Regions from separate parts of the Homo sapiens genome. Here region 2 is linked to region 1. Evidence: read pairs that join two places in POLR2A ChIA-PET (ENCODE). Cell type or tissue: A673. All regions are shown on one strand. Each heading gives the region's core, and the rest is flanking DNA. Links, peaks and the distances in the headings are about the cores only.

What was found. ChIA-PET counts read pairs that join two places held together with the same protein. Peaks named below come from ENCODE experiments on the same cell type or tissue, not always from the same donor. Only the 100,000 strongest peaks of a DNase experiment are listed, where the experiment ranks them.
Region 2: POLR2A ChIA-PET joins it to region 1 with 6 read pairs; 2 of 35 experiments call an interaction of 5 or more read pairs at or near these places.

Annotation. Positions count from the first base shown.
Region 1 is chr11:110,416,993-110,422,375 of GRCh38, reverse strand. No RefSeq gene overlaps it. Among named protein-coding and RNA genes, the nearest start is that of FDX1, 10 kb to the left of the region's middle. RefSeq lists a silencer at 445-645. In A673, for the core only: no CTCF peak of the experiment used is centred there; no DNase peak of the experiment used is centred there.
Region 2 is chr11:110,520,518-110,525,900 of GRCh38, reverse strand. No RefSeq gene overlaps it. Among named protein-coding and RNA genes, the nearest start is that of FDX1, 93 kb to the right of the region's middle. In A673, for the core only: no CTCF peak of the experiment used is centred there; a DNase peak (open chromatin) is centred at 3,230.

The sequences.
Region 1 (5,383 bases), core at 268-5,267:
AAATTGTGAAGATTTCATGGACATTTATTAGCTCCCCAAATTAATACTTTTATAATTTCTTATGCCTGTCTTTACTGCAGTCTCTGAACATAAATTGTGAAGATTTCATGGGCATTTATCACTTCCCCAATCAATACTCTTATTATTTCCTATGCCTGTCTTTAATCTCTTAATCCTGTCATCTTTGTAAACTGAGGAGGATGTATGTCGCCTCAGGACCCTGTGATAATTGCCTTAACTGCACAAATTGTTTGTAGAGCATGTGTGTTTGAACAATATCAAATCTGGGCACCTTAAGAACAGGATAACAGCAATGTTCAGGGAACAAGGGAGATAACCTTAAAGTCTGGCTGCCTGTGGGCTGGGCAGAACAGAGCCATATTTCTCTTCTTTCAAAAGCAAATAGGAGAAATATCACTGAATTCTTTTCCTCAGCAAGGAACATCCCTGAGAAAGAGAATGCATCCCTAAGGGAAGGCCTCTAAAATGGCCGCTTTGGGGACAGCTGTCTTTTACGATTGTAGATAAGGGATGAAATAAGCCCCAGTCTCCCGTAGCACTCCCAGGCTTGTTAGGACAAGGAAATTCCCACCTAATGAATTTTGATCAGACTGGTTGTCTGCTCTCAAACCCTGTTTCCTGATAAGATGTTATCAACGACAATGTGTGCCCAAAACTTCATTAGCAATTTTAATTTCACCCCGGTCCTGTGATCTCGCCCTGCCTCTGTTTGCCTTGTGATATTTTATTACCTTGTGAAGCATGTGAGCTCTGTGACCCACACCCTATTCTTACACCCTCTCCCCTTTTGAAAATCACAAATAAAAACTTGCTGATTTTATGGCTCAGAGGACATCATGGAACCTGCTGACATGTGATGTCTCCCCCGGACACCCAGCTTTAAAATTTCTCTCTTTTGTACTCTTTCCCTTTACTTCTCAGACCAGCTGACACTTAGGGAAAATATAAAAGAACCTACATGAATTATCGGGGGTGGGTTCCCCCGATAGGTATGGGGGTTGGAGACTACTGGGTCTCTGGGTATTATGATATTTTTTATTACCCTCAAGTCCTGTACAAATCTCCATCCTCTCCCACTTGTCTTTTGTTTTGTTTTGTTTACAGGAAACAGAGCTGTTGCAGGGGCTTGTGGAGGGAATAATGAGCCCCCTTTTTCAGATAATCTTATATGATAGGGGCAATTTAATCTATGGTTTTTTGTCATAGAGGATATTGTTTAAGGTTGGGTAGGGGTTTCTTTGGGTTTATCTCTACCTTTAGAGGAGTGGCTGAGAATATTTTCTCTATATCTGTATGTGACTGAGACCATAAGTGGCAGGGGACATCCTGGAGTAAGTGTTCTGCTTCTGGGGTTAACAGGAAGATTGTGGAAGCCAAAAGGAGTTTTACTGTTTCCTGCTCTTTATTCCAATGTCTTCTCTTCTCCCCTAATATTTCCTTCTCTGTCTCCATTTCACTTTCCTGGTCACAAGGTGACGTTTTAACATTACTAGTACTAAATTGTGGTATATTGTCAGGACATTTTTGAATTTGGTATTTTTGGTGTCCTGGCTCCAGTTCTTAAAAGAGTTCACTTTTTGATGAAAAAGATAATGCCATAATGCCATATGGGCATTATGGATGTTGAGGAGATCCTGGCCCAAAAGATTGACAGGGGCCTCAGGGCATATTAGAAACACTCAAGACAGACTGAGCATGTCACACTTAGAGCCTGTGGTGGGGGAGCTGAACCTAACAAAATGGTAAGGTATAGGTTTGGACTTAAAACATGAGATAGTTTTATTAGACACACCCACCATGTTAATTCTTTCATTACCCCAAGGAATGGGGTTTCTAAATAAGGTGGGATTTATAAGAGATATAGTTGCTCCTGTATCAATTAAGGCAGTTGTAAGCTCATGGTTTATTATTATATTAATCTCTCCCAATTTCTTTGTCAGGGTAGACTATTTGAAGAGGTGAAACCCCTGAACTTCCTTGGAGCACCCCTAGTCTTCCTGAGTTGCACTTACCTGCCTTTTCTTTCCTTTCCATGTAAGGTAGCCTCTTTTAAGGTGTCCTGGTCTCTTAACAGTAGTAACAGACTGGGTGGGAAGAGTCCTCAAACTGAGGCATCTTAAAGTCTTTCCAGGCCTGAGAGGTTTGAGAAGTTAATTGCTTTAGCTGTGAATGCATAACTCGGGCAATCTTTTGTTTTTCCTTTTTTAGCATAGTGCGGGATAATTGGTCAGCTAAGTTAACTAGTTCATTAGTTCTGGCCGTGGCCCAATTTGTCATGTGGCATTTTACAAGGGTGGCTAAATCATTATGTAGTTCATTTAAGAAATTTGCACTTGGCTGGGTGTGGTGGTTCATGACTGTAATCCTAGTACTTTGGGAGGCCGAGGCCGGTGGATCACCTGAGGTCAGGAGTTCAAGACCAGCCTGGCCAACATCGTGAAACCCCGTCTCTACCTAAAAAATATACAAAAATTAGCCAGGCATGATGGTGCATGCCTGTAATTCCAGCTACTTGGGAGGCAGAGACAGGAGAATTGCTTGAACCCGGAAGCCGGAGGTTGCAGTGAGCCAAGATAGCACCACTGCACTCCAGCTTGGGCAACAGACTGAGACTCCATCTCAAAAAAAAAAAGAAAGAAAGAAAGAAAGAAATTTGCTTAATAATGTACCATTTCTATTGTTTTCAAAACAATCAGGTGACATCCTGCAATATTGTCTCAACATTTTATCAAAATGTGTAAAATAATCTAAAACTGATTCAACTGGGTTCTGGCAGCATTGTTGGATTTTATTCCAATCCACAACCCTTTGGAACACTGAAGGAATGATATTTAACAGAGCAGTGGCTCATTTCCGTGCATCTTTGTGCCTGTCTTCTGGATTTTGGGGGGCTCGTTGTTGTGGCTCTGTTGGGCCTGAAGGGGTCAAATCTGCTATAGGGTCTGACCACTGTGATTTTTCCAGCCATTCCTTAGCTTTAGCTTCTGAGACCAACATGTGGACTAGCTGATAAAGGTCTGAAAGACCTGGGTCATAGGTTCTAATAATTAGCTCAAATTCTCATGCAACCCCACTTGGATCTTTATGGGGGTCAGGAAATTCTTTTTTTTTTTTTTTTTCAGACAGAGTCTCGCTCTGTCACCCAGGCTGGAGTGCAGTGGCACAATCTCAGTTCACTGCAACCTCCACCTCCCGGGTTCAAGTGATTCTCCTGCCTCAGCCTCCTGAGTAGTTGGGATAACAGGTGCATGCCACCACACACGGCTAATTTTTTGTATTTTTAGTAGAGACAGGGTTTTGCCGTGTTAGCCAGGATGGTCTTGATCTCCTGACCTCGTGATCCACCCACCTTGACCTCCCAAAGTGCTGGAATTACAGGTGTGAGCCACCATGCCCAGCCAGGAAATTCTTTATGCCTCATAATTCAGTTTTTGACTAGGTTGGTAGACAATCACCAGGGTTCCCGAAATAGGGTGATCATGAGAAATGTCCCTGCAAGGTCCCTCTCCTCCACATCTTCCAATGAGAGGCTGCCACTGGGGCTACCAGAGAATCAGCAGGAGGTAGGGTCTTTGAAGTTAGACTCTCTACTGTCTTCGTTTGAGCCAGTGGTAGACAAGGAGGAGAAGATGGTAGATTTGAACATGCAGGAGAAGGAGGGTACAGATCTGGTTGGGGAAATTCAGAGAGATCAGGGTAGAGTTGGGGTGTTGGTGGAGGTGGGAGAGGTGCCAAGGGGGAAGTAAGGGATTCCCAGGGTTTCTTTAAGAGAGAGAAAAAATTAGAGAGTTCTTGATTATCTTTTCTAAATTGATTGTTGGCCTTCTGTAGGGAGATGAGGAGATCTTCTCCCCTTTTACTCTCCAGGTACCACTGAAAGTACCTCTCCCATTCTGGTTGTTTAGTTTTTGTGCCTGCGTTTTCCATCCTGGTTCACAGGTACACGAATTTGTGCATCTCAAAAGATCCCCATTTAGGCCACTGTAACTTAGAATCTGCTTTAGTTACAGTGGTCCACTTGGTTAAATATTTACATGACAATTCACCACAAGTATTTTGCATATACCTGGCCAGAGTTTCTAAAGGTGGAACTATGGTCCACAGCTGCTGGGGTTTTAGCTAACTTAGAGGACTCATTCCCAATAATTTAGATTTCCCCTTCAGATTTGGCCAAGTCAGGACATGTGTTGGACACAAAGTGTGCTGCTTGCAGACCTAGTTTTTCAGGGTCATTACCCCCAGAACCGGTTCAGTCCACCTGTGTCAGAGCTACCTGGCACAGCATGTCAGGGGCTCAAGGTGCAGGAAAGGTCAGCTCCTTATATGTGCCTGTTTGCTGAGATTAGACCCTAAATATGTTCTTCTGAGGGGGAAACCTACTTAGAGCTGCTGCACATCTTAGGGAGCATTCCTCCCAGACACCCTCACGTGATTCTCAGTTGCCGGAGAATGCCCCAAAGGGCTGAAGGAAGCAAGGTGCTTTTATTTCTTTAGAGTGGAAGATTCCACACTCATGAGCTAGAGGGTATGGAGTTGGTCAAATCCGATAAGGGAAAGGACCAAAACACACACAAAAAAAAACCAACAAGACAGAAACAAACAACAAAACAGTTAAGCAAAACTAGCAATGATCACGCAAATTACATGATTTCTGAATGCTCCAAGTGTAAGCAAAAATTAACAACAGCTAGTTGTTAGTGCTAACTTTATTTGTTTAAAAACAATTTGCAAGACAGAATTCCAAACCAGTTTCTTACCTAATGATGGGGCCCAAGCTGAAGACTGCTTTCCGCCAATGCAGAAGCAGACAGGCTTGCCTTCCTTGATGGAAGTGAATGGAAACTCCTCACAAAAAAGGAGTTTTTTTAAACAGCAAATAAACATCAGACCCCAAATTGAAAAACACTGGAAGATCAGGGATCCCTGGAGGAGAGAGGTCCTGGACTTCAGCAAATCATCCTATCGGTTTGGGCTATAATATGCCCAAGCTGGTACCAAGCACAGACAGGAGAGCTGCTGCAGGCCGGGCTACCTTCACTCAGGGTCCCTTCGTGGTTACCAGATGTCAATCAAGAAAAATGATGAGACAAATCTCATCATCAGACAATCTGCTGATTGGTCCATTTTACAGAGCACTGATTTGTCCATTTTACAGAGTGCTGATTGGCCCGTTTTTACAGAGTACTGATAGGTGCGTTTATAAACCTTTAGCTACTACAGGGCACAGTGGCTCATGCCTGTAATCCCAGCACTTTGGGAGGCCAAGGCAGGTGGATCACGAGGTCAGGAGAGCGAGACCATCCAGGCTAACACGGTGACACCCCGTCTCCACTAAAAATACAAAAAAAACTAGCCTGGCATG
Region 2 (5,383 bases), core at 316-5,315, 100 kb before region 1:
TGTTAGTTACTCTGCCTTTCGTTGCTATTCATAACAGTTTCCTACGCATTTAGAATGCTCCAACTTCAAGCCTCAGGCTTAAAAGAAATGATATCAAGCCTAAAGGAACTTTGTCCTAATTTCACTGGAAATTGAAAGTAGGCCCCCAGACATTGACGCTGTGTTTCTTCATGCTCTTGACAAGGGAAGGGCTCCAGGACAGATGCAGGCCCTCTGCTCCTGGGAGAGAGGCCGCTGCCGGGATTCAGCCCCTAAGACTTCCTTCCCCATTCACAACAATGATCCCTGGTTCTTCCTCCACTCTTCAGGCCCTCACCTCTACAGCGCTGACCCTACTTCACCTAGAGCAGCACTTCATTTTTATTTATTTGTTCCTGAGACAGAGTCTCACTCTGTCACCCAGGTTGGAGTGCAGGGGCACAATCATGACTCACTGCAGCCTCAAATTCCTGGATTCAAGCAGCCCTCCTGCCTCAGCCTCCTGATTAGCTGGCACTACAAGTATGTGCCATCATGCCTGGCTAATGTTTTAAATTTTGTATGGAGATGGGGTCTCCCTATGTTGCCCAGGCTGGTCTCGAATTCCTGGGCTCAAGGGATCCTCCTGCCTTGGCCTCCCAAAGTGCTGGGATTACAAGCGTGAGTGAGCCATCACACCCAATCTACAGCAGTAATTTAATGAAGGAATGAAACAGCCTCACCAATAGAGGGACAAAGTGATAGGAGCCTTCTCCTGGCCTGCAAAAGCAGTACCCAATACCCGCTTTGGGGTAATCCTGCCCAAAGGGTTTCATCAACATTTAATCATGAGGAAGCAACCAGATAAATCTAGGATGTGGGACATTCTAAGAGACCATTGGCTTGGACTCTTCAAACATATCAATGTTAATTTCTTAAAAGGCAGGAGATGTATAGATTAAAGGAGACTAAAGAGACAATTACATGCAATGTGTGGGTGAGCCTTGATTGAATTTAGGCCCCCCCCAAAAAACAGCTCTTCGAATTCTTGGGGAACATTGGAGAAGTTTGAATATAAACTGCATAACAGATGATATTATTGAATGAAGGTTAGTTATCCTGGGCAGGGTAACGGTCATGTAGTTATGTTGGAGAATATCCTTATTCTTAAAAGATGCATTCAGGGGGAAGAGACATAGTGTCTGCAACGTTCACACATACAAACAGCTGATACTCATCACTGACATTCTATATTTGCAGATTTGCCTGCTTGCTAAAATGTATTTCAGAATTATAGCCCCCTGAATCAATATTCATAGGGCTTTGACGGTTACTTGCAGACATACAGAGTGATGAAAACTTTGAGTCATCCGATACAAACATTCTCAGATGAGGTCAAGGAAGGTTGATCAACACTCTGTCTTCTTGTTTCACACTGTAAACAAGTGTCCTTTCTGTGGTCTATTTAGTGGCACATTTTTTGCATTTTTATTTTTGTTGGTGATTTCACTACTTAAGATTGCCCCACGCACAAGGCTGAAGTGCTGTCTAGTGTTCCCATGAGCAAGAGGGCTGTGATGAACCTCATGGAGAAAACACGTGTTAGAGAAGCTTCGTTCAGACATGAGTCATAGCACTAACGGCCATATGCTCAGTGTTACTGAATCAACAATATATAATACATAAAGTGTCTTCAAACAGAAACACACACAAAACAAGCTTAATGAAAATGCCAGCAGAGGTTCTTAGCAATCTAGCCCTGTATCTCCCTTAGGAACAATGGTTCCATATTCTCTAATTCAGTGTTCACTATGACTCTCTAGAGTATAACTATACGTGAATAATGGGAATCAGTTGTGTGTGTGTACACATGTACACACATATGTACATGTCCATATATGTGTGTATTATATTCATGTACATAGTACAAATGTGGCAAGTGATGAATCTAGATAAAGGGCATATGGATGTTCACTGTTCTTTAATCTTTCTGTGAATTTAATTTTTTCAAAAAAATGTTGGTAAACACACACACATGCACAAACTTGATCTGTTAAGGGGTTGTAAGATCAATTTAGATGGTCTGACCTGCATTTTTTCAATAAAAGAGACTAGAATTGAATAGAACGTATCAGTGCTTCACATGTAATAAAATTAAGTACTTTTTATGAAACTTGTTTTCAGACAGCATGTAGATGTGTATTTATTTGCTGGATTGTGAAGTACAATGTTTTCCTTATTATGATTTATGGTTCAAAGAAATTTGAAAGTCACGAGCCTACAGGACCAAAGACATCCATCTGCCAGGTACCCTCTGTCATCTGCTCTTCTCTACAAGGTGTCTCTGCTCCAGGTCCTCCCAGCATGCATGTCCAGAGCCAGTTCTCTTCCCAGGCTGGCCCCATCGTGGGCTGTGGCTCCTCCCTCTCTGCTCTCACCCCGTCCATTATCCTCTGCTTCTCCATCACCCACCCCTTTCCACAGCTCCTTTCAGGCACCTATAGTCATGCTGTAGTCTCATGCTATCACTCCTGGGGCCAAGAGACCCTTTGCTATAGGGCTCCACTAACCTATTACTCAGCCATCATCAAGCCCTTGTGCTTATCTCTGATCAGTGCAACATGGAGACAGATATGGAGTCTATGAGAACAGAAAGGAGAGGAAATCAAGGAAAGCTTCCAGAGGGAGGTGCTATTTCTGGTGTCCGGAGTCTCCTTTACTAAATAACTAACAGAGTCCTGTATGAAAAATAAAAATGTGGAGTCATGTTAACGCCAAGAAAAGTGTCAGCCAGGCCAGGTGGCTCACGCCTGTAATCCCAGAACTTTGGGAGGCCAAGGTGGGTGGATCACCTGAGGTCAGCAGTTCAAGACCAGCCTGGCCAACATGGTAAAACCCCATCTCTACTAAAAATACAAAAATCAGCCTGGTGTGGTGGCATGCGGCTGTAACCCCAGGTACTCAGGAGGCTGAGGCAGGAGAATCAGCTTGAACCTGGGAGGCAGAAGTTGCAGTGAGCCAAGATTGTGCCACTGCACTCCAGCCTGAGCGACCAAGCGAGACTCCTTCTTAAAAAAAAACAGAAAAGAAAAGACAGGAGTCAGCATGGTAAAGGAGTGCAAAGACAAGAGATTCAAGGCAAAGGGAACAGCTAGCATAGAAGAGGGAAGTAGCAGCAAGAAGGGAATTGGGGGCAGGGGTGTCAGAAGTGGGATAACCCAATAAGTTAGGTTCCCTTCCTGGTGTCTCAGAGACCAAAAAGAATACTGTAGCTTCTTCAAGTTACAGGAAGCCACCAGTGAGTAGGACGGAAACCACACACTGATCTATTAACAGGCACTCAAGACTCAGGAAATAGAAGGTGTCTTGCTAATTGGGAAAATATTTCCTCATTTCAGCTTAATATGGTACTAGACAGCTCCGTGTAAAGTGTCTGTTCTTGAGATAGGTGTTTGCATTTCTCTTAGGCTCAAAAAAAAAAGTCAGCTAAAATAATGAATGTGAAGGACACATCTTGGAACACCAGACCCCCTTCTCCACCCTCAGCTCACGTCTGTCCCCAAAGCCTTCCGACCCCCAGCAGATGCCAGGATGTTCTTCTGGCCTGAATGTCTCAGGCTGGGGGAGGGAGACAGGAGGAGAGGAGGGAAGGGAGGTACTCCCTGTAGGAAAGAGGGTGATTCCAGGAGGAGGTAGAAGGAAGCACAGGGGCAGGGGGCAGGTGAGGACCTGGGATGGCCCCAGAGAAGTCCTAATTCCTCCTGTGCTTTCCCTGGGACCGAGGGAAGTCTAGGGTATAAAATGGAGAAAGATTGTAAATGAGGAGGGAAGGAATTGCGGACTCAGAGGGAGATATGACCTCTTGAGTAGCTCTGTAGCTTAGGGGAGGATGCCCTTGAAGGGATTCCATCCCGCTTAGCCCTGAAGCTTAGAGAAAATCTCTGAGCATAAGCTCAAAAGCATAAATTCTGAGGCAGGACTTGGGGCAAAGTGAGGCAAATGAGGCAGACAAGGCCAAGGCACAGAAGGGGATGTGTACCTACAAGGAGCCAGGACCTTATTCTGCAGGACGATGCTCTTGATCTTGGCTGGTCTGCTGAATTGCGAAGTAAGGTCTTTTAAAATATGCCATCCAGGCCCTGTCCACACTTGCCAAATTAGAATCTACAGGTACTCAATGACCTGACATATTTTATCTCTACTGTTAGGTTATGGCTCACTGAGGGAAGATCAGTGGGTTGTAAGAAATAGCTCGTTCAAGTAGAAAGGCTATCGGCCAGGCCCCATAGCACAAGATTGGCAGGGGAGCCCCATGAGGACAGCGGTGCTTTCCTTTGCCCACTCCAGGCCACATGATCCTGCCTTGGCTTCTTTCTGTGGGTTTGCTCCCCTGTCCATCTTCAATGCAGATTTCCCTAAATCTTACTGCTTATCTTCAGCTTGCACACAGCTATTGCTCCATATAACATTTTAATTCAAGAGCTCACTGCCATCCAGCCATGGTTCCTGAGTCTCTTGGTAGGAAGTATTTAGAGAGAACCATTGGTTTCTGTCCAGCTGATGGACTAGCTATCCTGGGTCAAATCACTTAGGAATTGGAAATGGAGTAAGAACCAGATTCTTATAGAATGTAAGTGCCCACATAAGCCCACCCACTTCAGCGGAGGTAATCAGAGCTGAGAAGACAACATAAACCACTCTCATTACAGCCCTGCACAGACAGTATTCTATAAAAGCAGCAGAAAGTTGTAGCTTAGAAAAATTCGGCCTTCTTAGAAAAATATACTGTCTTCACAAATTACTGAAATCATGAAGAAGAGTATAAATTGTGCTCTGAAGGTGGTTAGATGAAGTCAAACAGAAAGCTACTGAAAGCACAGAAAAAATGAGTTGGTTGCACAATGAAAGGCAAGCTGAGCTCCACGTTCAATTGCTCACTAACTGGCCGTGTGACCTTGGGCAGGTCCTTCTCCCTCTCTGGGCCTTCCTTTCCCTTGTCTGTAAAACAAGAAGACTGAATGATAAGACCTCTTCTTGCTCCAATATGTAATGTGTTTGAAAATGGTCTGTGCTCTTTGCTAACTGCAACTGATGGGCAATCTTGTATAAATGAATTTCACAATCCAAGGGGTAACTAGAAACAAGTTACCCATGAGATGAGAAGGCTGGCCCATGTAAGAGTTTGTTACATTTGTCCTCTGAGTCCACACAGACTTATTCGCATGGACTCTATTTGCTAAGGGCCTGTCTCCTTATGCTATCTGCCTTTGTCCTGTCCATTCTAGTGTTTTCTCACAATGCAACCTGGGAAAACTCAGTGCCTAGTTGCTCCCAGGCAAGGATGAAACAAATGGGACCCTGCAGACTGAGGTTCCCTGCAAGGAGAAAATACTTGGTATTTGTGGATCCAAAATAGCTATCAGTG